2 separate regions of the Homo sapiens genome follow, and region 1 is linked to region 2. Evidence: chromatin loops called from intact Hi-C (ENCODE). Cell type or tissue: HCT116. All regions are shown on one strand. Links, peaks and the distances in the headings refer to the core of each region. The heading gives the core; the rest is flanking DNA.

Evidence for each region. Peaks named below come from ENCODE experiments on the same cell type or tissue, not always from the same donor. Only the 100,000 strongest peaks of a DNase experiment are listed, where the experiment ranks them.
Region 1: it touches region 2 in a loop (5-fold over the local background); 37 of 110 quality-filtered maps call a loop at or near these places.

The regions. Positions count from the first base shown.
Region 1 is chr5:120,797,180-120,813,549 of GRCh38, reverse strand. No RefSeq gene overlaps it. Among named protein-coding and RNA genes, the nearest start is that of PRR16, 340 kb to the right of the region's middle. In HCT116, for the core only: CTCF peaks have their summits at 9,854, 10,055 (motif pointing right) and 11,428; a DNase peak (open chromatin) is centred at 10,049.
Region 2 is chr5:119,933,659-119,950,028 of GRCh38, reverse strand. All of the region lies in intron 1 of LOC105379144 (a long non-coding RNA gene), which reads right to left. Among named protein-coding and RNA genes, the nearest start is that of FAM170A, 310 kb to the right of the region's middle. In HCT116, for the core only: no CTCF peak of the experiment used is centred there; a DNase peak (open chromatin) is centred at 6,719.

The DNA.
Region 1 (16,370 bases), core at 5,397-13,396, 860 kb before region 2:
TCCCATTTACAACAGCCACTCAAAAAAATAAAACACCTAAGAATACATTTAGCCAAGAAAGTGAAAGATATCTACAACAACTACAAACACTGCTGAATGAAGCCATAGATGACACAAGCAAATGGAAAAACATTCCATTCTCATGAATTGGTAAAATGAATATTGTTAAAATGACCTTATTACCCAAAGCAATTGACAGATTCGACACAATTACTATCACATTTCCAATGTCATTTTTCACAGAATTAGTAAAAACAATCCTAAAGTTCAACCAAAAACAAAAAACAACAACAACAACAAAAAAAGACCAAGCTGGGCTCAATGGCTCACACCTGTAATCTAAGCACTTTGGGAGGCTGAGGCATGCGGATCAACTGAGGTCAGGAGTTCGAGACCAGCCTGGTCAACATAGTAAAAACCCATCTCTACTAATAATGCAAAAATGAGCCAGGCATGGTGGCAGGCACCTGTGATCTCAGCTACTCGGGAGGCTGAGGCAGGAGAATCTCTTGAACCTGGGAAGCAAGAGGTTGCAGAGAGCCAATATTGTGCCCCACTGCACTCCAGCCTTGGTGACAGAGCCAGACTCCATCTCAAACAAACAAACAAACAAAAGCAATTCCAATAGCCAAATCATTCCTAAGTGAAAATAACAAATCTGGAAGCATCATATTTCATTTCCTTTCTTCAAATTACAGTACAAAGCTATAGTAACTAAAGCAGCATGCTACTGACAAAAATAGACACATAGAGCAATAGAAGAGGAAAGAGCACCCAGAAATAAAACTACATACTTATAACCAACTCATCTTTAATAAACTTGACTTAAATAAACAATGAAGAAAGGATACTCTATTCAATAAATTGTGCTAGGAAAACTGGCTAGCCATATGCCAAAGAATGAAACTGGACCTCTATCTCTCACCATAAACAAAAACTAACTGATGGATTAAATATCCATATGTAAGACTAGAAACTATAAAATTACAAGAGGAGAACCTAGGAAAAACTCCTCTGGATATCGGTGTAGTCAAACAATTTATGAGGAAGACTTCACCAGCAAGTGGAATAAAAACAAAAATACACAATCAGAAGTTAATTTAACTAAAATGCTTCTGCACAGCAAAATACATAATCAACAGAATAAACAGCCTACAAAATGGGAGAAAACATTTGCAAATGATACCTCTGGCAAAGGATTAATATCCAGAATCTGTAAGGAACTCAAACAACAAGAAAAAAACAATTCCATTAGAAATTGGGGAAAGGCCATAAACAGATATTTCTCAAAAAAAGAAATACAAGCAACCAACAAAGATGAAAAAACTCTCAACATCAGTAATCACCAAAGAAAAGCAAATTAAAACCACACTGAGATATCACATTTCACCAGCAGAATGGCTTTTATTTAAAAAGTAAAAAACCCCACAGATATTGATGTAGATACAGAGAAAAAGGAATGCTCATACACTGTTAGCTGGAAAGTAAATTAATTCAGCATCTATAGGAAACAATATGGAGATTTCTCAAAGAACTAAAAATAGAACTACCATTCCACCCTGCAATCCCACTGCTGGATATCTACCAAAAGGAAAGGAAATCATTAAATTAAAATGATATCTACACTCTTATGTTTATTAATAGTGTTATTTACAATAGTAAAGTCCTAGAACCAACCTAAGTGTCCATCAACACATGATTAAATAAAGAGAATGTGGTATATATACATATATATATGCACCATGTAATACTATGCAACCATAAAAAGAATCAAATCATGTCCTTGGCAGCAACATGCATAGGACTGGGTGATGGGTACACTAGAAACACAACCCCCACCATTACACATGTAATTCTCAAGTTACAAACAAGTACATGCACCCCCTGAATCTAAAATGAAATAAAATTAAGAGGGATAAGTAATTATCATCTGGGAGAAAATGTAGCAAATATTTATCTAACAAATAATTTGTATCCATAGTACATTAAATAATTCTACAACTCAGTATAACTGACATAAATAATTCAATATAAAATGAACAAATACTTGACATTTCACAAGGAAATAAAAATAAAAGTAAATAAACGTATTGAAACATGCTTAACATCATTAGTCATTAAGAAAATTTAAATTAAAACCAGAGAAAATATCATGACACACCCACTATAATGGTTGAGCTGCGTTTAAAAAAACAAAAACAGAACACTAACAACCCAAGTGTTTACCAGAATGGGAAACACCAAGAACTCTCATAATGTACTATGGGAATGTATACAATAAAAGAATTTTGAAAAACTGCTTAAAAAATTCAGCATATACCTTATTCATTACCCGGAAATTCTAATCCTAGGTATTTGTGCAAGAGAAATGAAAACACACAAAGCCTTGTACAAAATACACACAGCAATACTCAGAAGCAAAAACTAAAAACAACTGAAATATTCATCAAGAGAAAAATGAATAAATGTATTTGATTGTAATATAATTATATTTTAGAATATTGCTCAGCAGCAAAAAGGAATACAATTCTTACATATACGACAATATAGTTGAATCTCATAGACAAGCTGAGGAAAAGAAGTTGGACATGAGAATATACACTTGATGATTCCATTTATGTAAAGATATAGAAAAGTCAAAACTAATGTGAAACAAATAGTCGCCCCAGAGTGAGTAGACATTGAGTGTTAGGGACACATGAGAATTTCCATAGTGATGGAAATTTATATCTTGACAGAGTTGTACAAACATCTATCAAACTCATTAAATTTCACATTTTAGATCGGTTCATTCTTAATGTATCTAAAATTTACCAAAAAATAACTTTAAGCAGATATTGAATTTTAGTTACTAGGTTTGCTTTTCTTGATATTATAAGTTGGCAATTTTGAAACTATTCTGTCTATATTCTAGAGTTGAGCAAATGAATATAAATTTTGGGAATAGTGGGAGCCATATTTTTCACTGTTGGGGAAATAAATTACAAATATGGAAAAGGGAATGTCCAAAGAGTATATTGTGTTGTTGATTTTGAAAGAGAACCATCAGTATTAACTCATGGCTTTTAATATATAGGTAAAACAAAGAAACAAATACAAATAAAGAAATAAATACAGTGTGTATATGTATATATACCTTAATATCTTGTGTATATATATATTTTCACTCTGCCTAGAAGCAATAAATTACCAGTAGCAATGAATACATTTAGCACTCAGAAGCTTGGTTACTAAATACTATTTTTCATTTGAAAGGAGCTAGACTTTCTTAGAGAAGACTGATTCCAGATCTTGGGCAAGGAAAATGCAAAATAAGCCTATAACATATTTGCCAGAAAGTAATAATATTTTTGAAGAATTACAGTAATACATAAAAAGTCAAATTGAAGGGGTTCCTAATTCCCAAATCTGTATGAATTTGACTATTATCCAAAATACATAATTATAATATTACATTATAACCCATAGTGTAAATTAAGAATCCATTATTCCATTCTAATATAAATTAACAAGCAAGTAGGACAATTTCTTACAGAAAAATGTCAAATGACAAAGAAGGAATCACTGAATTAGGGAATCATCAATGGATGCTAAAACTAGTCAGTAAACGTTTGACTGATAGTTGAATATCTACATATTAAACTCCTCCAGACTACTGATTAGTTGCAAGTGAAAAATAGCCACATTACAGTGGAGAAGAATAGTAGTCTCCACCTTAAGTAATCAAAGTTAATATGAGCAATATAGGTATAAAACAAACTCATGGGCCTCCTGATATTCACTAAAAAGTCTATATCAATTTTGTGATACATCTGACACAAATGCGTAACCCGGGTCTATCCATCACAAAAACAAATCAGAATAACCCAAATTAAGAGACATTCCACAAAATAACTATTTTGTACTCTTTAAAAATGTTAATATCAAGTAAGAAAAGAGAGTCATTTTCAGATTAAACTGAAGAGATATGACACATAAGTGCAATGTGGGATCTTAGGCTGGATCCTGGACTGGGAGCAGGAGATGGAATTTAGCCATTTTGAGATATTTGATAACATTTGTACATGGGCTTTCAGTAGGACCATATTGTTTTAACAACGTAAAATTTTCTGATCTTGATTATTGTGCTGTTGTGTAAGAAAATATCAGTGTTTAACAAATGCAATTAGAAATCTTTAGAGGTAAAGAGACATAATATCTACAACTAACAAATGGTTGAGGGGTAGAAAGAGAATGAGAACAAGTGACTGCAACTGGGGCAAAAAGTAAACAAGTGAGAAACATACATATGGGAATTCTCAATATTATTGCAACTTTTCAATAACTTTATATATAGAAATAAAAAGTTGCAAAAATTAAAAGAGAGGCTGAGAAGTAGTAACTAGTAATGTTGAATATAAAAAATATATATATAGCCCTGGAATCTAAGTGCAGAGAGTGTGTCAAGGATGAGAAAATGTGATCAATTGTGTCAAACGATGATGACAGCCCAAGTAAGATGAGAATGAGAAATAACCACAGATTTTTTTTTTTGACCAAGTTTTTATGCTGCTGATGGGAATAAGTCAGGAGATAACAAAAACAAAATAATGATCCAGGATAGAGAGGGGACAGTCACTGGAGGGATATACTTAAGTAGGTGAGAATGTACTCTAGTGCATAAGTAGATGAATTAGTTTTAGACATAAGCTTGGGTGGATCATCTTGTGACAGATGGGAAGGCAGAGTCAGCCAATGCAGATACTTGTAGATGGGTAAAACTGGGGGTGGGAGTTTGTGGAAACTTTCTTCCTTCAGTTTAAATGTTCAGTCATCAGTTAAGAATGAGGATATGAAGAGACATAATAGTGATTAGAAAAGAAAGAATATATATAATTTGAGTAGAAAAATAAAGGAAGACTTCTAAAGAGCATTAAAGACACAAACTCTTCTTGTTCATGATTTTATAGTGGAATGGAGGAGCGAGTTTATTGTTCTTTCCAGACTTATCCAATTTTATGGATATATATCTACATCAATTTTATGGATATATATCTACATCTATATATGGGTATTTGAAGAGTTAGATTTAACCATAGCTCTAGTTTAGCCTACAACTAGCCTAGAAGGGAGGGATAAAGGAATTGAAGTTTTATCAAAAGGAGTGTTTATAATAACTAAGTGAATAATTTAAGCTATGTAAGGAAGGAAAAATGTTAAGAATGTAAGTGGCTGTGGCTGCAATTGATTGAAGTGTGGGACAGGCTTTTGGAATGGGAAATGAGGCACTAAAGGAAGGGGAGGAGAAAGAGAAGAGGTATTCAAAGTGAAATACAGAAAATAATGAATAATGTAGAGTTTGGGGTAAAAATAAGATCTAGAGTATGGTCAGAAATGGTTGATGAAAGATTGAAGTCAAGATGAGAGGTACTCAAGAAATAAGGGGGAAAGATACTGGAAGATCCATCTATGTGTATATCTTTACATTGTCAAGAATTAAGACAATGGAAGTGTTGAAGATAGCAACAAACAGCCAGGAGCTAAATATTCAAGAAAGGAAGAGGAATAGCCAGGGCATAGGCAAATGACAGAAAGAATGAAAGATAAAGGTTACTGTAATCTTTTATCATAAGATTTAAGTCTAGGTGGTGGGGAGGTTTCCAGAGGATCAGACAAGAACGGTCTGAAATGGCCTGAAAGCAAATTGCATTATAGATGACACCAACCCTCTCTTAAAGCTCAGTGATAAAGACAACTAGGGGTGAAAAAGCAGCCAGTGATTGGACGCTTCAGGGGAAATTGATTCTTTCAGGAGAATTCTGGATTTTTTTTTAAGAACTGGGAAGTGAAGGGAAGTTTAGAAAAGAGTTTGTGAATGCATTTTTTTTTTTTTTGGTATTGATAATGTACTGTGAATTCCAAAGAGTATGTTAAACCTTTCTGAGAAAGGGATAGAACAAGAGATAGAAAGGGTAATTAGAGTGAGGTGACCATGATAGAGAAATCTAAGGTTCTTGGTGGTAATTATATAAAGACGAAGGGAAAGTTTAATAAAATTACTTGTTTTGGATTTAAGACAAATAGAGATAGCAAGGTTGTGAATGTAGGGAATAGGGAGTGATGAGTATCTGGTGCACCATCTTGACCCAGTTGATTGAGGAAAGCAAATCTGGGAACTTACGTCTTACTCACTCTGTGAAAACCTATTTATGGCTGGAATTTTAGGAGTTCAAAACCTGAAGAGATCTTAGACCAGTGGGTGTGTTTACCCCTGAATCCTATTGACAAAGGGGCAATTTTACGTCAAATTCAATCCAACTTAAAGATTTTTATATTCTGTAAAATAAAAAGTTACACATTCTAGCTAATATTAATATTTGTTTAGTACTAGTACTATGCTATGTACTGTAAATGTATACTAAGTGTGTACGTGTTTTAATTCAATTAATCCAGACAACATTAAGAAATAGGTACAATTATTTATTTTAGAAATAAAGAAACTGAGGTAGGGAAGTTTAAGTAGCTTATCAAGATCACAAATCCAGAATTGTTTTTAAGCCAGGATTTTATCCCAAGGAATTCAGCTCTATAATCCATATATTTATGTAAATGACAACAAATGAAAATACAATGCTCCTTTATAGTCTCTCCTAGTAGAACTTCATTTTTATATGTTAAAAGCTCACCTACAGGACTTCCAAACCAGTGCAATGGAATGAGAAAACTATGTTGTTCCATTTCAATTCCTACCTTTAATAGAACACCTGGAATCATCATCTTTTATATTTGGTGATGAAAGTTATGTTTAATGGATTCACTTATTTCCTCTTTGCAAATTTTAACTATTGAACTATTAAAAACATTCGTTTTTTATGTTAATTACAGCTATTAGGTAACATAGAAACACGTTCCACCTCAGGAAGAGACATTTAAGAAGTATTTTTAACAACAACAATGCTTCCAAGACTGTTCCTTCTCTTTGGCTAGAGAACAGTCATCAGAGATACAGCTGTGAAAGCAGCACAGAAGTGGAAGTATCACTAGAAAAAAAAACTGTAAATAGCTCCTCAAGGAACAAGGCAATAGAGAGGTCAATTATTTGGAAAGCCGTTAGACAAGAGCCTGTTCTGATTTGCATGTCCCAAGACTCTGCATTTGGGAATCTAGGGTGATAAGTGTGATCAAACATTATTTTAAGCAGCAGCCAGATGGATGCTCAAATTACATGCTTTGGCTTCCAGCAGTTTTCATGATAGGTTGATTGTGCAATGTTTCCTACACTTAGCGGGTGCCTTACTGTCCACTCTATGCAATTCAAATTGATGGCAAGCCAACAGTCATCAAACTAAACATAATATTGTCTTGGATTAATATTTTCTACAAATTTTATGAGTTTGTAGCAGTAATTATAAAATATATCCTCAATTTTGCAAATTTAAAATTTATTCTATTAAATTTGGGGGCTATATGGGGTAAGGGGCACACAGGCACATACTTCTATTTTATCATATTTAATTTTTCCTTGCTATGAGTTATTATTAATTTTATTACTCTGAACAGAAATGGAACATAAATGTCCACAAGTGCTTCCCCAGTTTCTAGATGGGAGAAACTAGACTAAAAATCAATAAATGCCAGACCGAAGAAAAATCAGTAAACCGAGGTTTAATACAGTACGCATGACCAGGAGAATTTTATCTTTACTTTTAAAAAATGTACTTAATAAGGCTTAATTATGCCAGTTTATTTTTACTTTGTCTTCATGGAAACTAAGTGCTTAATAATCTTTTCTTTGTAAGCATTATTCACACATTTGAAAATTATTTGTCGATTTTTCCCTGACTTGTTTCTTCTCTAAGTTAAATCATGTCCAATTCTTTTGTTATCAATCTTCTTATCTAACCCTGTAACCACTTCTGTATGTTTTTGGCATTATAACTAACGAGTCCTTTAATGTTCTCCAGAGTAATAGTTTAACATATGAAGACTTCAAGAGTAAAAAATAAAGAAATAAACTAAATGGAAGGTGAAAAATACATCAACCACTCCTATTACCTATTATCCTGCTGATGATCCAGGACTATCTTCCACTTCCTAAGATATAGTAATTACCAGATGCACTTTCTATATGTACATAGTGTTCTTGATACTCAGAATTCAAAGCTTATTTGCTGTTTGCCAGTAGTGATGGTAAAGTTAAATCAAACAAATCTATTTCCTTGCTGTCTCCCTTGAGTAGTAAACGTTGCTAAGAAAGCTGGAACAGATCCTGGAACCATGGATACTTGCATGTTGAAGTGTTTTCCTCTTTCGCAGGAAACCTTGAGGCTTTCAGCTACTCACACCCTAGATACAGGTTCTATGCATGCAGAAGAGCATATTATTTGATGCTTCCAAGCTACTGGGAAAGCTGAAGGAAGACCTGACTACAACTGAGCCAGCTGAGCACTACTCATCCCAGACTGACAACTAGAAGTTTTGCACAGAAAAAGAGGGATGAACTGGGATAGGAAGGCAGGCTCAGGGAAAGCAGCATGGTATCAGGGATCTGGAGTGAGAATGAGTACCAAAGGAACATGGTTGAGATCTTCACATTTGTTCCAACAAAGAAGCGTGATTGGTCATCCATTATCAATGCCGCCTTGGTAAAAGAGTCTTTATAGCCCACTCCATTCACATCCCCAAGTTTTTACATAAATCAATCATACAACCTTTCATTTGGGACCCTAAGCTCTGAGCGTGACATCTCTCCCCTATTGTGTTACCTACCAATTATCATGAGGCCCTCTCCCTGTCCAGATGAGCACCACAGTAACAGCCCTGCAGAACACACCAGTCCCTGAGTAACACTGCATCTAATCATCAATTATTGGATGCTCCTTGTTGCCCCTTTCTACTTTGTCTCTTATAATAAATTAGTTTTGGTTGCTTTTTTAAAAAAATTAACACTACAGTCTTGGCCTCAGACTTAATAGTAATGCAAGCTGCCTGGATGTCTGTTCTTTCACCCTTCCAAAGCAGGTGTAATATAACTCATAATAGAGTGGCTCACAAATATCACGTGAATTGAATTTGTTGATGGTTGGTGAAGCTGCAGAGTTAAATGTGATTACTCACCATGTCTAGTTCTAGACCAGCATCACTATTGCATGCATAGCCAGATAGAATATGAGCCATCATCATGATCACCACGTGTAACCCTTGTAGCCTTGCCTATAAGAAGCTAATTTGCTCCTAACACATAGTTGAATATTAAGTATATAAATAGATTGCCCTTTGATTGACTACTATGCTTTTTGCTAAAATGAGGTTAGTCATTTTCATGTTATTTGGGATTTGACCTCTTAAAATACATTTTTATAATTTTTCATTTATCTTAGTTTTTTTTTTTTCTATTTTACTAGCCCAATCAATGTTCACATAGCTCCTTGGTGTTTCCTCCTCATCTCTCTGACTTCCAAATAACGGACTGTCCTAGGATTCTATTCTTGTATACTGCTTTATATAAAATATTGTTTTAATAACACTTACTTTCCCAATCTTCATCATTTTCTATTCACCACACACTGCTGTATTTTTCTTTATATTTCTTATTAGCATTGGACATATTCTGTATTTGCTATTACATTTGTGTTTACTGATCATCTAACTATTTTCATTATAATACAAGCTCTATTGTTTTTCTTGCGTTATTTTATCCCAGTTCTTAAAATCATGCCTCAGTCTAGTAGACACTGATTAAATATTTGTAGAGTGTTAGTATCAATCCTGGATTTCTAACATATTTGTTTCTTGTATAATTAATACATTTGTAAAGTAATTAAACATACTGTATTCCCTCAAATGATTTCTGCCCTACCAAGTTGATAGAATTATAGAAATATTTGATTATTATGTTTTGTAACTACCAGTACAGATGATAACTTAAGCCATTAATGTGAACAGAAAATAAGACAGGCCTTTACATTTTTTTTCTCTCTCTCTCTTTCTCAAATAAAATATAGGAACAAACAACAAAAAGAACAAGTTTAATGGTAAGTTTAATGGTTAAGTTAATCATTTTACCACAAGAGGGCATAAGTTCATTTATAAAAATCTATGACAGTGCTCCATGTAATTGGAGAAAAACAAAACACAAAAAATGAAACATCCACAGTGAAATCGTCAATCCTTCTCCTACAACTTCTGAGGAATTTCTTTGGACAGATGAAAAAAATAAATATTTCTATTTATTTTCTATCCTACCAGGTGCCTGCCTAAGAATTTCATTGTTTTAAGAAGCACTCTTTTAATTTCAAGCTTTTAGTGGAAAGCATTATATAGATGGGAGTTTATTGAAGAAATTATCTCAAAGAGTTTTCTTGGCTTTGCAAAAGAAGGTCTTAATGATAAAGTGCTTTATTTAAGAAAGTGACAATAATTGGGGTTTGAAGGCAGTTAAAGACAGAATGGTCTGAAAATGTGGTCAGCTGAGAAGATGGCTGTACTTTGGATATGAAAGACGACAATGCGTAGGATATGAACAAAGAAAACCTCACATTCTGCAATGCAAAATGTGAAAATTTAGATTAATACTATTAATCTAAACACATTAAAATGAGTGCTGGCCCTTGAGCTAGGCTATCATCCTCCCGTATTTCTCTTGTTTCAGTAAAATTTGCTAGACCCAGAAAAGCCATGTGCTATTTGTGCTTTGGTGAAGGAGAATAGAGGTGGTGTTCAGTCTGAGGAGAAACAGTGTGGAGAAGGACACCAAGTCCAAGGGGTGACCTGAGGAACCGAGCAATCAGTGGCAACAGGCAAGTGGAGCAGTTGGGGAAGGGAGAAAAGAACATTCTGCAGAGAGGCTGAGAAGGAACTGGTTTATCCTACAGTTGTGACAAGCAGGGGAAGAGGGAGTTTACTCAATGTGGAAAAAAACAGATATTTAGAGGATTTGGGAACTCCAAAGTAGCAAAAAATTGGCTTATACAGAAGAAAGGCTTTTACATCCAGTCATCTAGTTATTTCAAATTCTAGTCTTGAAAAAATAAGAAACAACAAACAGAATGCATTAGCATGCTCACTTACAAAACTTCTTTTACTGAAATGTACAGTACTTCATTGTTAAGCTCTTGGCTTTTATTGCATTTCTTGGCACTTTGTTTTCTTCTTTCTAGTGAATTAATTATATAGCTTAATATTCTTCAGTTTTGCCCTGATTTCTAGGAAGTTAAATTTTATGCTTTGCAATGCAAATGTATTAACCCTTACAGTAAAAGCATCTGCTTTATCTCCTGTCTTTTGCTACTAGGTTCGTGTTTGTGACCATGAATTATTTTGCATGAATTGCCTTTGGTATAGGCTTCCTCAAGTCCTTTTTGGAAGGGAGCATCATAAAATAAATCATTTCAGAATACCACAGGTCAGGAACATATCACCCGATGGGCAATCCAGAAAGGACTCTACCTTCCATGCCCAGTTGGTGGAGTATTGACAGAAGATGCTTCTTTCGGTGATGTGCCACTCCAAGTGGTGACTTTAGATATAGTAGTTTATTTAGAAATGGAATGGCTTCCTTTAAAGCAATCTTAATTTCTCTCTAAGAAAATATATATGCTTTCTGGCATCTAAATTCAATGACATCAAGGAAATGGTTTGAGTATGAGTGAGCTCTACCATCCGTACCAAAGGTCTTCTCAGTCTGTATTTTAATTGCCAGATTCCTTGTCTCTCTCTAAAATAGATTCTAGGTTCCATGAGGGCAAGCTCTCTATTTGGTTCTTCATTCAATCCCTATTCACCTGATAAAATTTGGAACATATCTGCTCAGTATTTGTTAAATGAGTAAAGGAGAATAGTGAAGAGCAAGATTTTAAATTGGACCTAGCCTAAATTCAAGGATTATGAGTTTCCTGGAAGAAGGGTTGATGACTTTAAAGTGTAGTATTTCATGAAGACTCTTAGAAGTTAAAGCCGCCAGTAGGTTGAGATAATTTGCCTCTAGAAAAGGCTGAAGAGAACTACTTTGGGGCTTCCTTTGGTAATTTAATATTCATGTTATTTTTGTCAGTATTTGCAGCAGGTAATGTTGATAGATCTTTTCTGCTTTGAAAAACCTATATCTAAAAGAGCCTTCTCACAAAAACGGGAGGCTGCTTCTCAAATCTCAAGTGAAAGCAAACTTTTATCTCTTCCCTCTTTTGCTTTTAGTTTTGCTTCAGTTATTTTAATTTTCTTAGCAAATTGAATTATTTAGGAAAACATCAGTGTCCAGTTTATATCACATATGCTGAAGAAAATAAACCATGCCAATAAAAATCCATTGGCAAAGGCAATTTCCACTTCAGCACCTCTCAGTATTCTCTCGAATGGTCTACATGGAAGGAGTAGTTTAGAACTATTTCCTTTTTCTTGGGGGATGGGAGTGTTTTTCTCTGAGAAAAATAAATGATTTTAACTTCTTAACCATCTGCTAATTGTTCATGACAATACAACTTTAATACCTACATACATTAGTTAATATTTGGTAGAGTATTAATATTTTTAATGTGCAAATAGAATATTCTGACATTTGAAATTCAAATGGATACTTTTTATTTCCTTTAAAATAACTGTTAGGCTACATAGTGGACATTTTTATTTGTTCTACATTAATTACTATGTACATTCTCCTGTTGAAAGTGTTGAATTTCTAAGAGAAGCAATTTTGTGACTAAGCCACAATGATTGTAAGAACACATCTCCTATTTTATGCCATAATTAAACAACTGTTTGTTTGTTATTCTTAAAAGTATGATTTCATTCCAGAGGGGGATAATATTTAATGGTATCTTTAAACAGAAGCCTTAACATTAATTGACATCACACAGCAAATAAAATTTAACAAACATAGTATTTTCTGATGTTTTGTAAATATCCCTAAGGAGGATGCTTTGCTTTTTGAGATATATTTATCTTATTTCCTTGTGTTTCCTTAACTAATGTCTACATCTGTACTTTTGGAAAATAATAATTACTGCACCAAAGGCCATTTCTCCAGTGAACGTTCCTATTATCTCTCAAACTTAGGTTTTTCTCCCTTCTTAATTTCATTTCTTGTTAATTGAGTAGAATTTCCTGAAATGAATGAAAGACTTTTCATACATCACTATCATTATTATCAAATAATAAGAATATAGTTCAAAAATCTATAGCATTTATAAATGCTATAACACTGGCTATGGATATTCTTGAAGAAAGAGGTGCTCTCAGTTTCTACACTGGAATATACACAAGTGCATGGAAAATCAACTACACCAGTGGCCCATGCAGTGTTGATTGTAAGAGCAGAAAATAACCTAAATACCCCATGACTGAGAAATGAGTGATTACATTCTCATTTAAGATAGATAAAGCATTATCATGAGATACAAGTAACAATTTAAAATATATATATAATATATATTTTATATATATATATCTTTTCATATATAGACAAAAAGATCTCCAAGATTTATTCTTTTTAATTTTTTTAACTTTTAATTTTGTGGGTACATGGTAGGATGTATATTTATATATTTATGGGGACATGAGATATTTTGACCAGGTATGTAATGCATAATAATCACATCAGGATAAATAGGGTATTCATTACCTCAAGCATTTATGCTTCGTATTTCAAACAATCCAATTACACTCTTTTAGTTATTTTAAAGTGAACAATTGCGATTTTTTTTTTTTACTATAGTCACCCTGTTGTGCTAGCAAATACTAGGTCTCATTTATTTTTACAACTATATTTCTGTACCCATTAACCAACCCCACTTCCCTGCTACCTTCACTGACTACCCTTCCCAGTGTCTGGTAACCATCATTCTACTCTCTAAGTCCATGAGTTCATTCATTTTAATTTTTAGCTCTCAGAGATGCATGAGAACGTGTAATGTTTGTCTTTCTGTGCCTGGTTTATTTCACTTAACAAAGTGACCTCCATCCATATTGCTGCAAATGACAGGATCTCATTCCTTTATAATGACTGAATAGTACTCCATTGTATGTTAAGTTTCACGTTTTCTTTATCCACTCATCTGTTGATGGACACTTAGGTTGCTTCCAAATCTTGGCTATTGTGAATAGTGCTGCAATAAACACGGGAGTGCAGATATCTCTTTGATATACTGATTTCCTTTCTTTGGAGTATACAGCTAGGAGTAGGATTGCTAGCTCATATGGTAGCTCTATTTTTAGTTTTTCAGGAATCTCCAAACTATTCTCAATAGTGGTTGTACTAATTTACATTCCCACCATCAGAGTGTGAGAGGTCTCTATTCTCTGCATCCTCAGCAGCATTTGTTATTGCCTGTCTTTTGGATATAAGCCATTTTAACTGGAGTGGGATGAAATCTCATTGTAGTTTTGGTTTGCATTTCTCTGATGCTTAATGACGTTGAGCACACGGCCTCCTGTAACCATGCCCTGGGCTACTGCCTATGTTAGCTCAAGGCCCTGGAGCTCTACAATTAGCAAGTGGCAAAGTTAGCAAGGTCTGTTACCTTTCCTTCAGGACAGTTATCTCCCCCTGGCCAAGGCTGGGGCCAGAGGTGCTGTCTGGGAACCAAGGACTAGAGTAAAAAAACATAAAAGTCTACCTGACGTTCTATTGCACTGCAGCTGAGCTGGCTCTCAAAGTACAGGATGCAGTTATTCCCACTCTTCCCTACCCTTGTCAAAAGTAGAGGAGCCTTGCCTCATGGCCACTGCCACCACAGACCCATGGGGAGTACTGCCAGGCTACTTCCAATGTTCCCTTAAGGCACGAGGGCTCTTTAGTCCACTTGTGGTGAATGCTGCCTGGCCTGGGACTCACCCTTCAGGACAGTGGGCTCTCCTCTGTCCCAGGGAAGGTATAGAAATGCCATCTAAGAGCCAAGTCCTGGAATCAGGAACCTCAAGAGCTCTCATTTTGTTCTATACCCCTGTGGCAGAGCTGGTACCTTTGGTACAAGACAAAGTCTACTTTATTTTTTCCTTCATTTTTCTCAATCAGAAGGAGTTCTCCTTATAGCCACCACTGCTGGGAATGTGCTGAGACTCACCTGAAGAAATCAAGTCTCAGAATATCACCCAAGGCCCACAATGTGCTACCTGGTAGGGCTGTTGGTTATTTCAGGCCCAAGGGCTCTTTAGTTAACAGTTGATGAATGCTGCCAAGAATAGTCCTTTCCTGCAAGGTAGTGGGTTCCCTTCTATCCAAGGGTGTGTCTAGAAATGTTACCTGTGAGCTAGATCCTGCAAAGGGGGCCTTACAACTATGATCAGTGCCTTACCCTGCTGTGCCTGAGCTGGTATCCAAGATGCAAGACAAAGTCCTCCTCACTCTTCCCTCTCCTCTCCTCAAGCAGAAGGAAGGGATCTCTTTTGGAGCCACAAGCCATGCTACCTGGGGCTAGGGGAGGGATGGTGACAGCTCTCTCCCAGCCACCCTGGTGGTGTCTCAGTAGGTCATGTGCCACCACCACCCCCCACCACACACACACACACTGGCTCTGAACCGAGTTCATCCCTGGGACTTGTCTAGGAGTTGCAGTTCTTGTGACCTAGACGAACTTTGAAGTTTATTTAGGGCCCCAGAGCACTCCAGCCCAACGTGGCAAGGCTTGCAGGAAGTCAAGTTTCAATCGCTGGGATAAGTGATTCCCCTCTGTCTAGGGCCGCTGTAATCACTCCCTCTGTGGTTGGGCATCAGCTGTGTTCAGTCCAGTTTTGCTTTCTGAGATCAATGCACTGTCTCACAATTACTTTTCTCTCCCTCTCCCAATGGCACAGATTCTCTCTGTGCAGGGTAAGGCTGCTGCTGGGGGATGGGGATGGGTGGCATTGGTGATTCAAGACTGTTTCTCCTACCTCTTCAGTGCCTCTTTCAGCAATATCAAGTTAAAACCAGGTACTGTAAGTGCTCACCTGATTTTTGGTTCTTACAGTGGTGCTTTTTATTTGTAGTTAGTTGTTAAATTAGTATCCTTTCTGGGGCTACGATTGGTGTAGACTTCTATTCTGCTATCTTGCTCTACCCCTCTCTCCCAAGATCCATTTTTCAGTGGAACAAATTTAAGTGGTAAAGCATTATATAAATTATGATTCTATGAATGTAAAGCATGTATGTACTCATATTCATATACACACAATACTATTTTTCTGTTGACATTTATATTTACATCAAAGATGACAGTGATTCCCTCTAGAGAAGAGCGTGCAAATGGTGGCATACGGGGACTTTTGTTTTATATGTATTATTTTTATTTTTATAATAATAATGAATTTAAAATATTTCTTATGTAAAGTGAAAACTTGAATTTAAAGTAATGTAAGACACTATGTATCTTTCTCATATCATGGTCAAGCTTTTTTCCCTCAATTTCTAGTTATTTCAA
Region 2 (16,370 bases), core at 2,982-10,981:
GCTAATCAAGGAGTGGATTATTCATGAGTTTTCCAGGAAAGACATGGGAATTTCCTTGGAACTGAGGGTTCCTCCCCTTTTTAGACTGTATAGGGTAACATTGGATATATAACCTCCAGGTTATAGGATAACTTCCAGGCATTTGTAAACTGTGATGGCACTGGTGGGGGTGTCTTTTAACATGCTAATGCATTATAATTAGCATATGCGCAGTGAGAAAGACCAAAGGTCCCTTTCATTGCCATCTTGGTTTTGGTGGGTTTTGGTCAACTTCTTTATGGCATGCTGTTTCATCAGCAGGGTCTTTGTGACCTGAATCTTGTGCTGGCTCCTATCTCATCCTGTGACTATGAATACCTAATGTTCTGGGAATGCAGCCCAGTAGGTCTCAGTCTTATTTTACCCAGCCCCTATTTAAGATGGAGTTGCTCTGGTTCAAATGCCTCTGACAATACTGCACAATTTGTATTAATATAAATCTTCATAAATTACAAAGTTGCTTTTAAACTATGTTCATGTATGTGCTTTTATAGAATCCTCAACTCAGTGTTTAAGATATCTCTTTTATTTCTTGAAATATGTTGCAAAAGATATATAATAACATTTGTGTTTCCTAAGAAAGAATTATGTATAATTTCTGTGAGGATATCAGCAACTTGGTATTGTGATGGTTAGATCTATAGAGTTAGGAATGATAGAAACCAACAGAGAGACAAAGATTTTAAAGCTTAACAGAGGTTTAAGATTTCCCTTTAAATCAAAAGTACCAAGGAGTACTATAAAATCATTCATCCTCTTTTTCAACTGTCAAACATCTATGTCAATACATTTTAGACCTTGTTCAAGGGGACAGCAGAGAGAACAGAGGATAGCTTAAATGGCTTATCCACAATCATATAATAAACCAGAAAGGATGTGGTAATCCATCATTATAGAACATTTCCTCATAAGGATTTGGGATGTCTTGAGGTCTATTTGAAAACTATTTTAATCCCCTGTGGGGAGGGGCTATCTTCTCTATGAGTTAATGGAAAAGATTCCAATATTGTTTCTTGATGCCTTTTTCTCTTTTTCTTTTTTTCTGATTTTATTTTGTATTCTTTTCCATTTATGTTTTTAGAAAACATAGAGAAATATTTTTATATAAGCTGCCATATATGATAAACACATATTTTATTAATAATATCAGAATGTTGAAAAATTAAAATAAAAAATATATTCAATATCTATGACATACTGTGCAGGAATACATGAATTTCCTTACAAACATCAATCTAATTTAAACCTCACCAAAGAAATTCAATTTTAATTTTACTGAGTATTGATCCCAAGCGAGGTTATTTCAGGCTCTTTGGAGGGGAGTTATCTATTACAGCAATCACCACTCCCGCGAGCCAGAGAAGAAATTGAATCAGAGAAACTATTTGCAAATGGCCAAACAAATTGATAATTTTAAACGGAATGGACTCTAATACAGAGAAAGTATAAGCCCTATTCATTTTTTTCTGCTAATGACAGTGGTTTCTCTCAGACAGACAATATGAGGCTGATTGGGTTGTTATGGCAAAGCCATTCAAAGGCTTGGAAAATGTGTTTCTGGAAATGTCCTTTCATTCTTTGGCTTTGGTACAGCTAACACCCGTGTGTAGCCTGGTGCTTACACAATTATTTCAGAGTACCTACTCTCCTTGGGTAGCTTCCCACTGGGGACATTTTGAAGACTTCCAATCTGGCCAGATGAGTGCTTTCTGGGCTCAATAAAGACACAGCTCTCCCTGGAGAAATAGTTACACTAGGGAGGTATTTGGGGAAGGCAATTGGAAAGCAGGTCACTGATTGCTGATGAGAGAGCCCTGAGCAGCCATCTCCGGCTTGGTTTAAGCACAGAAGGTTATAGATCTAGTGTGACATTCCAAATAGTGGGAAGGATAACCCAACAAACAACTCAACCCTTATTTTGTTATGATTGCAGCCATTCTTCTTGTCTACTTTCAGCCAAAGCTAAAAAATTTAGCAATTTGATATAAAATATTCGAGGTTATATATCATCTTTACTATTTTTAAAAAATTAAAAATATTTTCTTGGCCCCTATATATCCATTAATAGGACATTAAATTTCTTTTAATCTCCAATAATAACTAAGAATTCTCAGTAATGCCTCATGTTGGCTGTTTGTAAGCCCATGTTAAATGATTCCCCAACTTTATCAGTATTGGAAGGAATAACACAGCGTTGCTCCCATTTTCAGTTAGAAAAAAATATTTTTAACTATATATAGAAAATATTTGTACATGTTTAATATATGTATATATGTACATTTTTAAAGTAACAATAAAAATCAATATTGCATACCCTCCACCCAGCCTAAGAAATAATCACTACAAATGTCTTTGAAGCCCTGAGTGTACCCATTCCCAACCCCAGCTCCTTTTCTCCTTGCCACTTAAGGTAACCATCAACTTGAATTGTTTATTTATTATTCCCTTACTAATCTTTGTAGGCTTACTACATAATTATGGAATTCCAAATAATACATTATTTAATTTTACACTTAACAAAATGGAGTAACACTATATGTATTCTCTTTTGCCAGTTTTTTTTTTTTTTTTTTTTTTTCAAATTAGAGACAAGGTCTTATTATGTCACCCAGGCTGGTCTCAAACTCCTGGACTCAAGCAATCCACTCACCTTGGCCTCCCAAAATGCTGGGATTACAAGCATGAGCCATCATGCCACACCCAGTCATTGTGCCTTTTTTTAAGGATCCTTGTCTTGTTTCAGTTCTTAGGGGGATTGTTTTCATCTTTTCCCCATTCAGTACGATGTTGGCTGTGGCTTTGTCATATATGGTCTTTATTATTTCAATGTATATTACTTCTGTGCCTAGTTGTGAGGGGTTTTTTTTATCATGAAGGGGTGTTGAATTTTTTCAAATGCTTTTTCTGCATCTATTGAGATGATCATAAGGTTTTTGTTTTTACTTCTGTTTTGCGATGAATCGCAATATATTGATTTGCATATGTTGAACCATCCTTGCATCTCTGGAATAAATCCCAGTTGAGCATGGTGTATTATCTTTTTAACACGTTATTGGATTCAGTTTGATACTACTTTGTTGAGGATATTGGCATCTATGTTTGTCAAGGATGGTGGCCTGTAATTTTCTTTTTTTGTTGTTGTGTCCTTCTCTGGTTTTGGTATCAAGCTAATGCCGGCCTCATAGAATGAGTTAGAATGAATTCTCTCATTTTTTATTTTTTGGAATCACTTGAAAAGATTTGGTGTTAGTTCTTCTTTACAAGTTTGGTAGAATTCAGCACTAAAGCCATCCTGTCCTGAGTTTGTCTTTGTTGGGAGATCTTTTACTTCCGAATCCAACTCCTTACTGGTTATTAGTCTTGTTCAAGTTTTCTCTGTCCTCTTGTATCAATCTTGGATTTTATTTATCCATTTCCTCTTGGTTTTCTAATGTTAGTGTGTAGTTTATCATGATGGTCTCTGATGATCTTTTGTACTTCTGTGGTATCAGTTGTAATAATTCCTTTCTCATTTCTGATTTTACTTATTTGGGTCTACTCTCTTTTCCTGCTTAGTCCAGCTAGGAGTTTATCAATTTTGTTTACCTGTTCAAATGAATAACTTTTTAATTTCATTTATTTTATTTATTTGTGTTTCTTTTTAGTGTCTATTTCATTTACTGCTTCTTGACCTTTATTATTTCTTTATTTCTACTAATTCCTGAGTTTCATTTATTCTTACTTTCCTAGTTCCTTCAGGTTCCTTAGGTTGTTTATTTGAAATCTTTCTACTTTTTTGAAGTAGGTATTTATTGTAGTAAACTTCCTTCTTACCACTGCTTTTGCTGTATCCCATAAGTTTTGGTACATTGTATTTACATTTTCATTTGTTTCAAGAAATTTTTTCATCTTCCTAATTTCTTCATGGACACAGTGCTCATTCAGGAGCACATTGTTTAATTTCCATGTATTTGTACAGTTTTTAAACTTCCTCTTGTTTTTGATTTCTAGTTTTATTCCATTGTGGTATGAGAAGATGCTTGACATGATTTCAATTTTAAAAAATTTGTTGAAGCTTGTTTTGTGGTCTAACATATGGTCTATCCTGGAGAATGTCCCATGTGCTTATAAGTAAGCATATTCTGCAGCTGTTGAATGAAATGCTCTGTAAATGTCTGTTACATCCATTTAATCTAACCTGCAGTTTAAATCCAATGTTTCTCTGTTAATTTTCTCTCTAGATGTTCTGTCCAATGCTGAGAATGGGGTATTGAGGTTTCCAACTGTTACTGTAGATTTTTTCTGTTCAAAATTTCAGGTAGACTTTCATTTTGGCAAATATTATAGCCTGGATTGAAATTGCATTCTTTACTAAAGAATCTGTTCTTGTTTCTGTCAGCTCTTCAGCTATACTCCTAATCAAATATCACCTCAAATAAAGTTTTAGATGAAGTTGAATGTTTCCAGATTGAGAGTGTGAATTTGGGCCATAAATTCATGTGGGGACAGGATTTGAGTTACAAACTTTCTTCTTTCTACACCATCATGGTTGAAACAAGGGAGTGTCCTTCCTACCTCCATTGGTGGGTGAATGTCTTCTTCTACTGAGGATATAGCTTTTTGGGTCCTGGCTCTGGGGAATAATCTTCTTTCAGTTTCCCTAACTTATGCAGGCCGGGTTTACATTCTTTTCCCCAACCTCTGAAAATGGATCTTCAGAGTTATCATTAATTGATAATTGCCCCAGTATGGCCAGCTATTCTGTGCTTGCTGAACTTTCTGAACTTCTGCTTACATTCTGTTTTTAGTCTCTGAATATTTTCCTTATTTTCTTGTCAGCTCAATACACCATGGAATACTATGCAGCCATAAAAAAGAATGAAATCATGTCCTTTGCAGGGACATGGATGGAGCTGGAGGCCATTATCCTTCGCAAACTAACAAAGAAACAGAAAACCAAGTACCACATGTTCTCACTTATAAGTGAGAGCTAAATAATGAGAACACATGGACACATACAGGGGAACAACACACACTGGGGCCTTTCAGAGAGTGGAAGGTGGGAAGAGGGAGAGGATAATGAAAAATAACTAATGAGTACCAGGATTAATAGCTTGGTGATGAAATAATCTATACAACAAACTCCCATGACTCAAGTTTACCTATGTAACAAACCTGCACATGTACCCCTGAACTTCAAAGTAAAAAAAAAAATTTAATATATTTGCTAATGTTTTTTCAATGTTCTAATTATTTTGAAGTGAAAGGTTTGTTAAGGGTCTTTGGACCACTATATCATCAGAAATTGAAAACTCATATATTTATTCAAATTGTTTACCTGAAAAACCTTATCAACTAATAGTAATGTAATTCATATTGTTGGTACCAAAAAAACAAAGACAAACTAAGTGTTTGACAGTTTGAGAGTAAACTGGATAGATTAATATTATACTGATTTTGATCTAAATATCTAAGGTTCCAATTATGAAGGATCTTTAAAAAGCAATCATTTTCTGCATTCAATACAACCCAAAGATTATATTCAAAACAGCACAAGTACCAGTGGATTAGACAAAAGCAGACAATATCCATACTTGTGAGTACCTGCAATATTTCTACACTGACAGGTAGAGAGGTGAAGAGGGAAGGGTATTATACATGAACCCACTTCTCCCCAACTTCCAAGAAGGGATTTTAGTGGTGTACATGTGAATACGACAGAAAGTAAATGAACAGTGAGTTTGCCCAAAGACTCTTTTTTACATCTTGTATGAATCTAAAAAGTAGGTAAAAGACTGACTGAGGATTTTTAGGTTCAAGATTCAAAACAATTAAAGGCAACATTTAAATAAGGGTGGTAAGTTATACTGCTTACCAGATACTAAAGCTGGTTTTTGTACTTGGGCCCCTATACTTTAACTTTATTTTGGAGGCCTATAAATACTCCAAAATGGGCATCTCTCATCCTCTTTCATATAAAGGCTATGTATGAGAAGAAAATAAGTCATGTCAATAAAAAGAACAAAATAAACTATCTTCATAAAGTCATTCAGCACATAAATACATCTTTTAATTTTTACTTTTTCATTTACTTTTGCTTAAAAATATTACCTTGGGTGATAAGGACAATTAGGAGAAGGTAATATTTTTAAGCAATTGCCTTGGGTGATTAGGACAATTGCTTAAAAATATTACCTTGGGTGATTAGGACAATTAATATCCTAATTCTAAAAGTCCTAAATCTCTTAATGTGTTACATCAAAAACCAAACAAGACTCATCTTATTGTGCTCTTAGCCTCTAAAGAAACCAACCCCAACTCTTTCTAATCATCAGCTAACTCACTGTTCACAATCAACTTACATTTAATTCCCATGAAACACCACCAAGATCACTGTCAGGGACATGTACATCAGTCAGGCAGGCCTCATTGCTTTTTTGTACTATACTTCATTTCTACTAACAGGACAGAAGTTTGGGGAGTTGCCGCATTCCAACAGGAATCTGGCAAGATTCAATGAGGATTTTTTATAGTAGCTTATGGTCTAAGATATCACTAAACTTCATCATCATACTGAGAAGCCAACACTAGTTACAGACATGCTGCTGTACTGGAATCACCAATATAAAGATTCAAGATAAGCACAGGACAGTGATTAGTGGACTCAAATGCCACCTACAGGCTATAACTTTATTTAATTTTTTTATTAAGACAAGATTAAATGCAATATTTAAAGAGAGGTGGTAAGTTACACTGCTCACAAGAAACTAAAGTTGATTCTTGTGTTTGAGCCCTTCGGTAGTTTAATGTTATTTGAGTGACCCATAAGTACTCCACAGTGAGTACAATATAAAATATAACAAAGTTCTAGTATTCTAATGAGACTACAATCTGGTATATTTAAAAGATGACAAAAGAATTAATAACAAATATATTGACATTAATACTATTTCCTTTTTGTGTTTTTTAACCTGCTTAGATCATTAACCTTTGATAGCTAATAAAAAGGATCTCATTACAGGTATAGGTTATGTCTACACAGTAATCAGTGAGGCACTTAGATGATATTACAGATAATTTATCTGTATAATAATTACCAAAAATCATCAAATATTAAATAAGTACCTACCCTGAAATGGGCACTGTGATAATCAAAAAATCGATTCTGGAGATTTGCATTATGCAGTTTGCCTATCTACCTTAATTGAAATTAATTGCATTATAAAATTGACCTGCCTTAATTGAAATTAAATGATTAAAATTAAATAACCAAGCAAATATTTGTTAAGCTGCTGCTATGTTCCCAACACTGAGCTAGTTAGAGGTGATACAAGGAAATGAAAAGTTTTGTCATCAGATTGTTAACAATGTAATTAGGGAGAGGAGACCTATACAAATCAAAACACAAAGGAGAGTTCCAGGGAGCAAGAGTCATAAAAATTGAGAAACACAAGAGATTATAGAATAACTAGGTTCTTAATTAGACCTAAAACTGATAAACTTAAGTGGAGGGGAAAATAGCAAAAGAGATGTGGCAGCAAAAATCATGAGGTATACATGCTCAAGAAACATTCATGGCCAAAACCATATTTCTTCAGCATCTGTTTTATTAAAGATCTATAAACTTTTTTATTTTTCACAATAACTCTTTAAGGTGACTACTATTATTATTCCTGTCTTATAGATGAAGAGACTGTGACTCAGAGAAGCTGAATAACTTGACCAAAGCCTTTGAACTGATAAGTAGCAAAATCAGAATTCAAACCCAATACTTTATCATTCCAAATTGGGTGCTCTGAACCACTATGCCTGCAATAAATAAACCATCTGCCTTTAAAGAAAAGAGTGTATGGCATGAGATAAATTTGGGAGGTATAACAGCCAGGCAACAGATGGTACATTGAAATTGGGTTATTCGAGTTGAGTTTTGATACAGGGAACATTTACAAAGGTATGTGCAGAGTGTAGGAAAGCCACAAGAATATGGCAGTATTCCAGTGCTAGGAAAAACCACTTCCACCCCTCATCCTGAAGGATGGAGTGAGGTGTGGGAATTTCCAGACCCCAGAAGGAGAGAGCCTTGGGGAGTGGGGTGCCTGACAAGATGCATGACTTTTTGTAGAAAAGAGGAAGCTGGGTAAATAAATTCCCTGACCTGACCCTCTTCCTTTGTTTCTATTTCCCACTGGAGGTCTCATTGATGGAGTTTATGCAGATCAGTCACCCAGAGCCAAAGAGTAACTGAAAAAGAGTGGAGAATGGATCTAGAGAAGCAAATACAAGGTAGACATCACTAGGATGTTCTAGGAGGGTCTTGAGGCTAACTTATTTAGATTTTATTCTGTTGGGAATGGAGGACCAATAAATGTTTGGGTGGGCGAGAATTGTATATGGAAGAACTGCTTCAGGGAAACTAAATTTGTTATTAATGTAGATAGAATAAAAAGGCTGGCTGCAAAAACACTTTTGGAAAAAAATTAGAAAGCTCTGGTAGTGACTTTATGAGCCTAATAGTGAATAGTCTAGCAGAACAGAAAGAAAGAGGCTTAATGAACTGTCTATAATATTATAAAGAAATAAACTTGACTCCCAATCACACAGATAACATGATCCATTGATGAAATAATTTAGTTCTCCCTTCTCTCTCTTCTGCTTTCTATTTTGCACATTTGGGGATTTATTTTAATGGCTTCACAATCATGCCTTTCAGTCCATCATCAAATTCCTTATGCAACTATCTGGTAACATAAGCTGAGTAGTTAAGACAATAGCTCTCAGGATTGATGATCTCATTTTGGATATTAAGGGGGAAGAGGGAGAGAAACAGGAAGATAACATATACTGAAATCTTATGGCATGCTGTTTAATGCGCTCAGCGATTTTACATTTAAATTCCCCAGTACACCTGGGAGACAGGTATCACTTTTATTTAACAGACAAAAAAACCCTGTTCAAGTTCACTAAGTAAAAATAATCATTAGAAATAATAATAATGAGCTAAGTTAATGAAAGACATTATATGAATGTTAACGGAATCTGAGTATTTATCTTTGTTTTGTATTATTTTGAGACTTAGTAACCCTAATCAAAACATCCTCAGTATCACAATACATGGTTCTGTTTAAAATAAAATTAATTTTTCAAAATATATTAATTTTATTCTGAAAATAATCAATTAAGTAAGATGATTTTTAAAAAGAGGTCTAGGAGGCAAAATAACTTTCCTGAAAATGGAGAATGTCAAAGACAATATCAAACTGCATCTTACGTAAATGATTCTTCTTTCGGACTCACAATATATTATAATCTTTTGAGTTAACATTATATCAATATGTGAATTTTATGCATAATGAAATCTTTAAAAGACCCCAAACCAATGCTGTGTTGAATGCCTATAAAAGTGGCTTAGTCTCCAGATACACCCAAAAGAAAGAGGCTAATGGTAGAAGTTGAAGTAGGGAGAGAAAGTGAAAGGCACATTTCAGGACTATAGTTTTTATTAGTTTCCATCTTTGATTGATGCTACCAGTGAAGAGGTTGCTGGAATGGCAAATAAAAGAATAAGAAAATGAGTGGGCTCAAACCAAGAAGTCATGGCAAGAAGAAAGGCACTCAGTTCTAAGTTCAGGACATGCAGAAATAGTCAAAATAAAATGTTATTCTTAGTAATCCAACAGTAGCTATAAGGTGCCACCAAGACAGAAAAAATTCTAGCCTACACAATTAGAGAATAACATGGCTATGTGACAAACAGTCTGAAAGAGCTACTGTCAGGCAATAGCTCTCACTCAATACTATCTTAAAGAGCTACTGTCAGGCAATACTATCAGTCAATAGCTTTGCTTCTAAGAGAAGCACCAGAAGACAAAGGGAGATTTTCCAACACCGGAAAAAGTAAGACATTCTCCAGGTTTTTCAAATAACTTCAATCTCGGGCTTATGTTCTTGAAATTTCCCAGGTAACCTCTGTATGGTGAGTCTGTAGAGACAGACTTGTAGACACAGAACTACATGCCACAGGACTGAGCTAGCACTGGTACCAAAGCACTCAAAATGTCATCATGCTTCTTCACATCATGTATTAGGTTTATAGAGGATGGGTAATAAATGGAGTTTTTGTTCAATTTTGTCTCACAATAGGCCCAACAGGTCTAAGGACTCACTTTGTAATCATATACTAGTCCCCACATATCTAATTGGAATGAATACTCTATGTATCTGGCCCCAAAACCACTTTCTGTACTGGAGCCAAAAGAATAAATCAAAAACAAAACTGCATCTTGAGCATACTTTCAAAGATTAGAGCTACTATTAAAGCTTAGAGGATGTAGGAGTGATAGTCTCAATCAAATCATCTTATAGTTATTGTATTTTGTCCCTGAAAAAAAGTACTTTGAGTAGATAATGAACTAGCATAAATATAATCAACTAGTAGCCTCAGTCAACCAAGCAAAGCTACAATGCAGGATGTGGAATTTTTACGAAAACGTTTAATGCAGCACCTGGTGATCAGCATACAGCTATTAATTGAGCTAATGCTTACTTTCCTACCCATTGGTAGAGATAATCAATACCAGTTTGTTTTTTCAAGGCAAAAGCAGTACACATTCACTGTTTTGCCACAAACCTATATTAACTCTCATGTTTTCTATCATAACATAGTCTATAGGGATCTTGACTGACTTGATATTCCTCAAAACATCAGGTTGATCCATTATGTTAATGATATCAAGCTAATTGGATGTAGTGAGCAACAAATGTCAAGTAATTTATATGCCCTAGTGCTTACAAGCTAGAGGGTCTGAGATTAAACACTATGAAGATTCATGAGCCTGACTTATCAGTGAATTGTGTATTGATCCACTTGACTGGAGAATGCCAAAATACCCCTCATAAAGAAAAGCAGAAAATTATTCAAGCCATGCCTCCTACCATTGCAAAAGTGGCAAAGCATTTGGTGGACTTGAGTCCATTTTTGAGGTAGAATACACTGCACATGGGAATATTGCTTTGATCCACTTATTGCATGACCCACAAGTTTATCTCTTTTGAGTAGAGCAGAGAGTAAGAAAAGACTTTGCAACAAGACTAGCTATGGTGGAAGCTTCCCTATATCTTGGGCCAATGAGGTTTCAATGATGCTAGAAATATCTGTAATGGATAAGAATTGGTTCCTTATCAAGACCCAATAAGAGACTCCACGTACAAACTCCACGACTTCTACTTCTAGTCAAGATGGAGTAACAAGAACCAGAGTTACTCTGTTGCCAGAAAACAATTAAATACCAGACAGAGTAATTGAAGCAATGGTTTTCCAGACTACAGCAACAAGGGTAAAAGGTCAGTGATCTCAAGAGATGTGAGACAATTTATGAGAAAATTATAATTGTCCAGTTCACTACCTACAGATAATTTACAGACCACAGTGCAGGGCCAGAAAACCCAAGAAGAGATTCACAGAGACCACTGGATCTCTCTGAGTTGCGGGAATAAATATGAAATATAAGGAGGCAAAACTGGCTCAAAAATAACAGAGAATAAGACAAGAGAAAACTTAAAGGAGAGAGAGTTTGGAAGAGCTTTAGTGGTTAAATGCAAGTCTCCAGCTCGGTACTAATCAGTACACACTTGTGATTAATCTGCTTAAGGAAACAACCAACAAAAAGGATTAGAGGCTGAAAGCTATGAAACTTACACAGAGACAGCAATATTTCCCATTCTCAACAGCCAGAGTAGAAATCCTCATAATTCATCAAGCACTAGATAAAGCCACAAAAGGAAATTGCCTCAATTGTGGGGCAAAATTGCCCTAAAATAAATGCTGTCCTGGTTCCATCTAACAGCTTAAAAGCAAGATTCAAAATAATCCATCTATTTTAACTTTATTTTATTTTAATATTTAACCAGGTCAGGTAACAAAGGTCAACATTTGTTTTTTGTATAAGAATACAGAACTATCCATTTCTCAGCAGGGTACAGTTTACATTTTTTGCATCTAATAAATAATTTCCAGGCAATCAAAAAAATGGGAAAATAAGACCAATTATTAGAAGAAAAATCAGTCTATAAAAGCAGACCCTAAAATGACATACATGATTGAATTATTTGACAAAAACATTACACCCACCATTAATAACTGAATTCCATATATCTAAAAGCTAAATAAAATATTAAACCTGTTAAGTAGAGACATGGAATATGTACATGTATCTAAAAGCTACATAAAATATTAAACCTGTTAAGTAGAGACATGAAATATGTAAAAAGACCTAAATTGAACTTCTAGAGATGAAAACCACAATGCAGGTGAAAAATACAGCAGATAGAATCAACATCAAATGAAATCATGCAGAAGAAAATTAATAAAATTGAAGAATAGCAGTAGATAGGATAGGATCTGAAATGAAGCACAAAGTGTAAAAAATACTTTAAAAAATAATCAGATCATTTAGGAAAATATTAAGCAGCCTAACATATGGAATCCTCCAAAGAAGGATTGGAATCCTTCAAAATTGGAATCCTCCAAAGAAGAGAAGAATGAGAGAAGACAAAAATTAAAGAAATCATTGTCAAAACACTACAAATCTGATAAAAACCATAAATCATGAATACTAGAAACTGCAAGAAACCTCCAAGTATAAAAATAGGAAGAAAAGTACTCAATAGCACTTAATAATCAAATTGAGTAAAACTAATGAAAAATTAAAATCTTAAAGAAAGAGAAAAAACATGTACAGAAGAAGAAAGATAAGAATGATATCAGACTTCTAACAGGTAATAATTCAAATAAAAAGATACTGGAATAACATTTGGAAATACTAAAAGGAAAGGAAAATTGTCAGCCAAGAATTCTAAACACAGCTAAAATCTCTTTGAATAACAAAAGGGAAATAAAATACAAAACCTAAATGGAAATAGCATCAGCAGAACTACACTGTATTATAAGAAATGTTAAAGAAAGTAATCCTGTCAGAATGCTCTACAGAAAGGAATATGGAAGACCAGAAATGGTAACTCACTGAATAAACATAATTTTCCTTAAGAATTATTAAAACTGTTTAAAATATAGAGTTTAAACAAAAATTATAAAGATGTGATATGTCTGGAGTTTACAAAATGTAGAAGGAAAGACAGGAAACTAAAACAATATTTAGGAGATGAGAAATAAAAGCATATTGTTGTAAAACTCTTACACTATATGTAAAATAGTATATCATCACTAGAATCTAAGCTGTAACAAGGCAAAAATGTCCACTACAAACTGTAAGCAACAACTCGAATAAAAAGAATAAATTTTAGTTTTAATTGAATTTTGGCAATTCAGATACTAGTGATGCTGGGGAAAGGTGGTAAAAGAGATGAGTATCAGAGCAGTTAACATTAGTTGCCCAGCTCATTTTTCAAACCTGGAATATTAAGACAAGAACAAGAACTATTATCAACCCACAAACATCCTGGGAAAGCTGATTAGGCAATGAAGTTCATCTTAATTCGGCAATTAAAATCATGGAATTTGGAGAGAAGAGAAAGGAATCATGTGGATCTTGAATAAGCAGGTTAGAGGCTTTCAATACCCCTATGGCCTTGTAAGAAACAGTATGTCATATTTTTGCCCTAACAAAATTTTATTTTGTAGCTACCCATGCTGTCTAAGTGCCAATGATAAAGAATTAATTCACATATTTAAAAGATGTAGTTTTAAATTATAAGTCAACAAAGGAGATAATATAAAATAATTTAAATGCTCAATTAATTTAAAAAAGCAGAAAAAAGAAAAAGGGGAACAAGGGAGAGATGAAGCAAATAGCAAAATGTAGGCTTAAACCTAATCATATCAATAACATACCAAATGAAATAGTCCAAACGCACCACAATTAAAAGGTAGAAATTATGAGATTGTGACACAAAGCAATACTCATTATTTGCCTACAACAAATCCACTTTAAATATAAAGACATAAAAAAGTTAAAGATAAAAGGCTGCAAAAACAATACTATGCTAACATCAAAAGAAAGTTTGAATGCTATATTAATATTAGACAAAATATATTTCAAAGAAAATAATATTACCAGAGACCAAGAAGGCCATGTCATAAATATAAAAGGGTCAATTTATCAAGAAGACATAATATACCTAACCATTTATGCACCTGATAATATAGCTCCAATTTATGAAGCAAAACCTAACAGAAATACTTTTAGAAATAAACTTATAAATATAATTGGAGGCTTCAGCACCTCTCTTACCATAATTTATAGAGAGCGTATGTTCAAAATCAGTGAAGATATAGAAGGCTTGAGCAACATTTTCTATTTGACCTAATTAACATGAATAAAACAAAATAAGAACAGAAAATATATTTTTTTCAAGTACACAGAGGACATTTACCAACATAAAGCATATTGTCAAACATAAAATAAGTCTTAATAATTTTCAAAGATTCAGATCATATAAAGTATTTTCTCTGACCACAATAGAATTAAACTAGAAATCAGTAACAGAAATATGTCTGAGAAATCCCCAAATATTTAAAAACTAAATAACACTTTTCTAAGTTACACACAGGTAAAAGAAAATAAAGTATTTTGAATCCATTAAAAATAATAGCACAACATACCATGTTTTTTTAAAAGCCAATTCTACACAACTCTTCCAGAAAATTGAAAACATACTTTAGTAGCACTAAAGCAGTACTTTGAAGAAAATTTATAACAGAAATATCTACATTAGAAAAGAAACAAGTTTTTAAATCAATGAGCTTGACTTCTATGGTAAACAACTGGGAAAATAAGAGCAAATATGCCCAAAATATGCAGAAGAAAAGACACTTTAAAAACAGGAGAAGACATCAATGAAATAGAAAACAAAAACAATTGAGGAAAATCTATGAACCAAATGCTGGTTCTTTAAGAAGGCAAATAAAATTGATAAACTTCTAGCCAAACTTATCAGAAAAACAAGGGAGGAAAAATATTACCAGTGTTAGGATGAGGTACATGATATTTCTACAGATTATACAAATATTGAAGGAATAATAAGATAACAGTATAAACAACTTTGTGCCAATAAATGTGACAACTTAGATAAAATAGGAAAATTTTATGAAACACACAAATCTCCAAAACTCACTAAAACAGAAATTGATAACCTGAATTGTTTTATATCTCTTAAGGAAATTGAATTTGTAGCTAATTATCTTGAAAAAAATTCAGGTAAAAATGTTTTCATCAGTGAATTCAGCAAAACATTCGTAGAAAATAATACTAATTCTAAACATACTCTCCCAGAAAATTGAATAGGATGACTGCTTTCCATCTCATTCCCTGAGGCCAGCATTGCTATGAAAACCAGAAAAGATATTAAAAGAAAACTATAGACCAATATTTCACATAAACATAAATTCAAAAATCTTAACAAAATTATATAAATTGATTTCAACATTGTGTAAAAACATACCACAACACTAAAGGGTGGAGTTTATGCTTGGAATGCAAAGTTGGTTTAACATTCAATAATGGATGTAATTCACCATATTTACATATTGAATGTTAAAAGATCATATAATACAATCTTCTTGAATATGTTTGAAAATCATTTGACAAAAGCCAACATATAATTCTGATTTTAAAATTTTTTCAGCAAATTATGAATATAAAGGATCTGTCTCAACTGACAAAGAGCATCTATAAAAAATTCACAGTTGATATCTTTCTAATAGCAAAATATTTGCTCCTATACCACTAAGGTTAGGAACAATCACTTCTGTTCAACATTTGACAGGAGGTTGTAGTCAGTGTAACAAGGCAAGAAAAAGAAATAAATGGCACTAGGATTGTAAAAGAGGTAAAACTGTCTTTATTTTCATGTGATATAATCATCTAAATAGAAAGACCTATAAAATTGACAAAAAGTAGAATTAAAAAGGGAATTTAGCAATGTTGGCTAAATTGATACAATATTGTATCAATATATAAGATTAATATATTCTAAAAATGAACAGTCAGAAATTTTAATTACAAAAGCAATACCATTTATAATAGAATTGAAAGTAGGTAATACTTAAGCCTCAATCTGACAAAACATCTACACCCTGAAAACTACAAATTGTTGCTGAAAGAAACTTAAAAAGATATAAGTAAATGGAGATGTATGGTGTGTTCATGGATCAAAATACTAAATATAAAGTCACTATCACGTTATTTACAAATGTAAATTCAACAGAAGTCCAATAAAAGTCTCAGCAAATTTTTTGGTCAAAATTGACAAGCCAATCCTAAAATTCATATGGAAATGCAAAAGGCCTAAAATTGTCAAACAACTTTGAAAAGAGGTAATAAAATTGGATTTCTTAC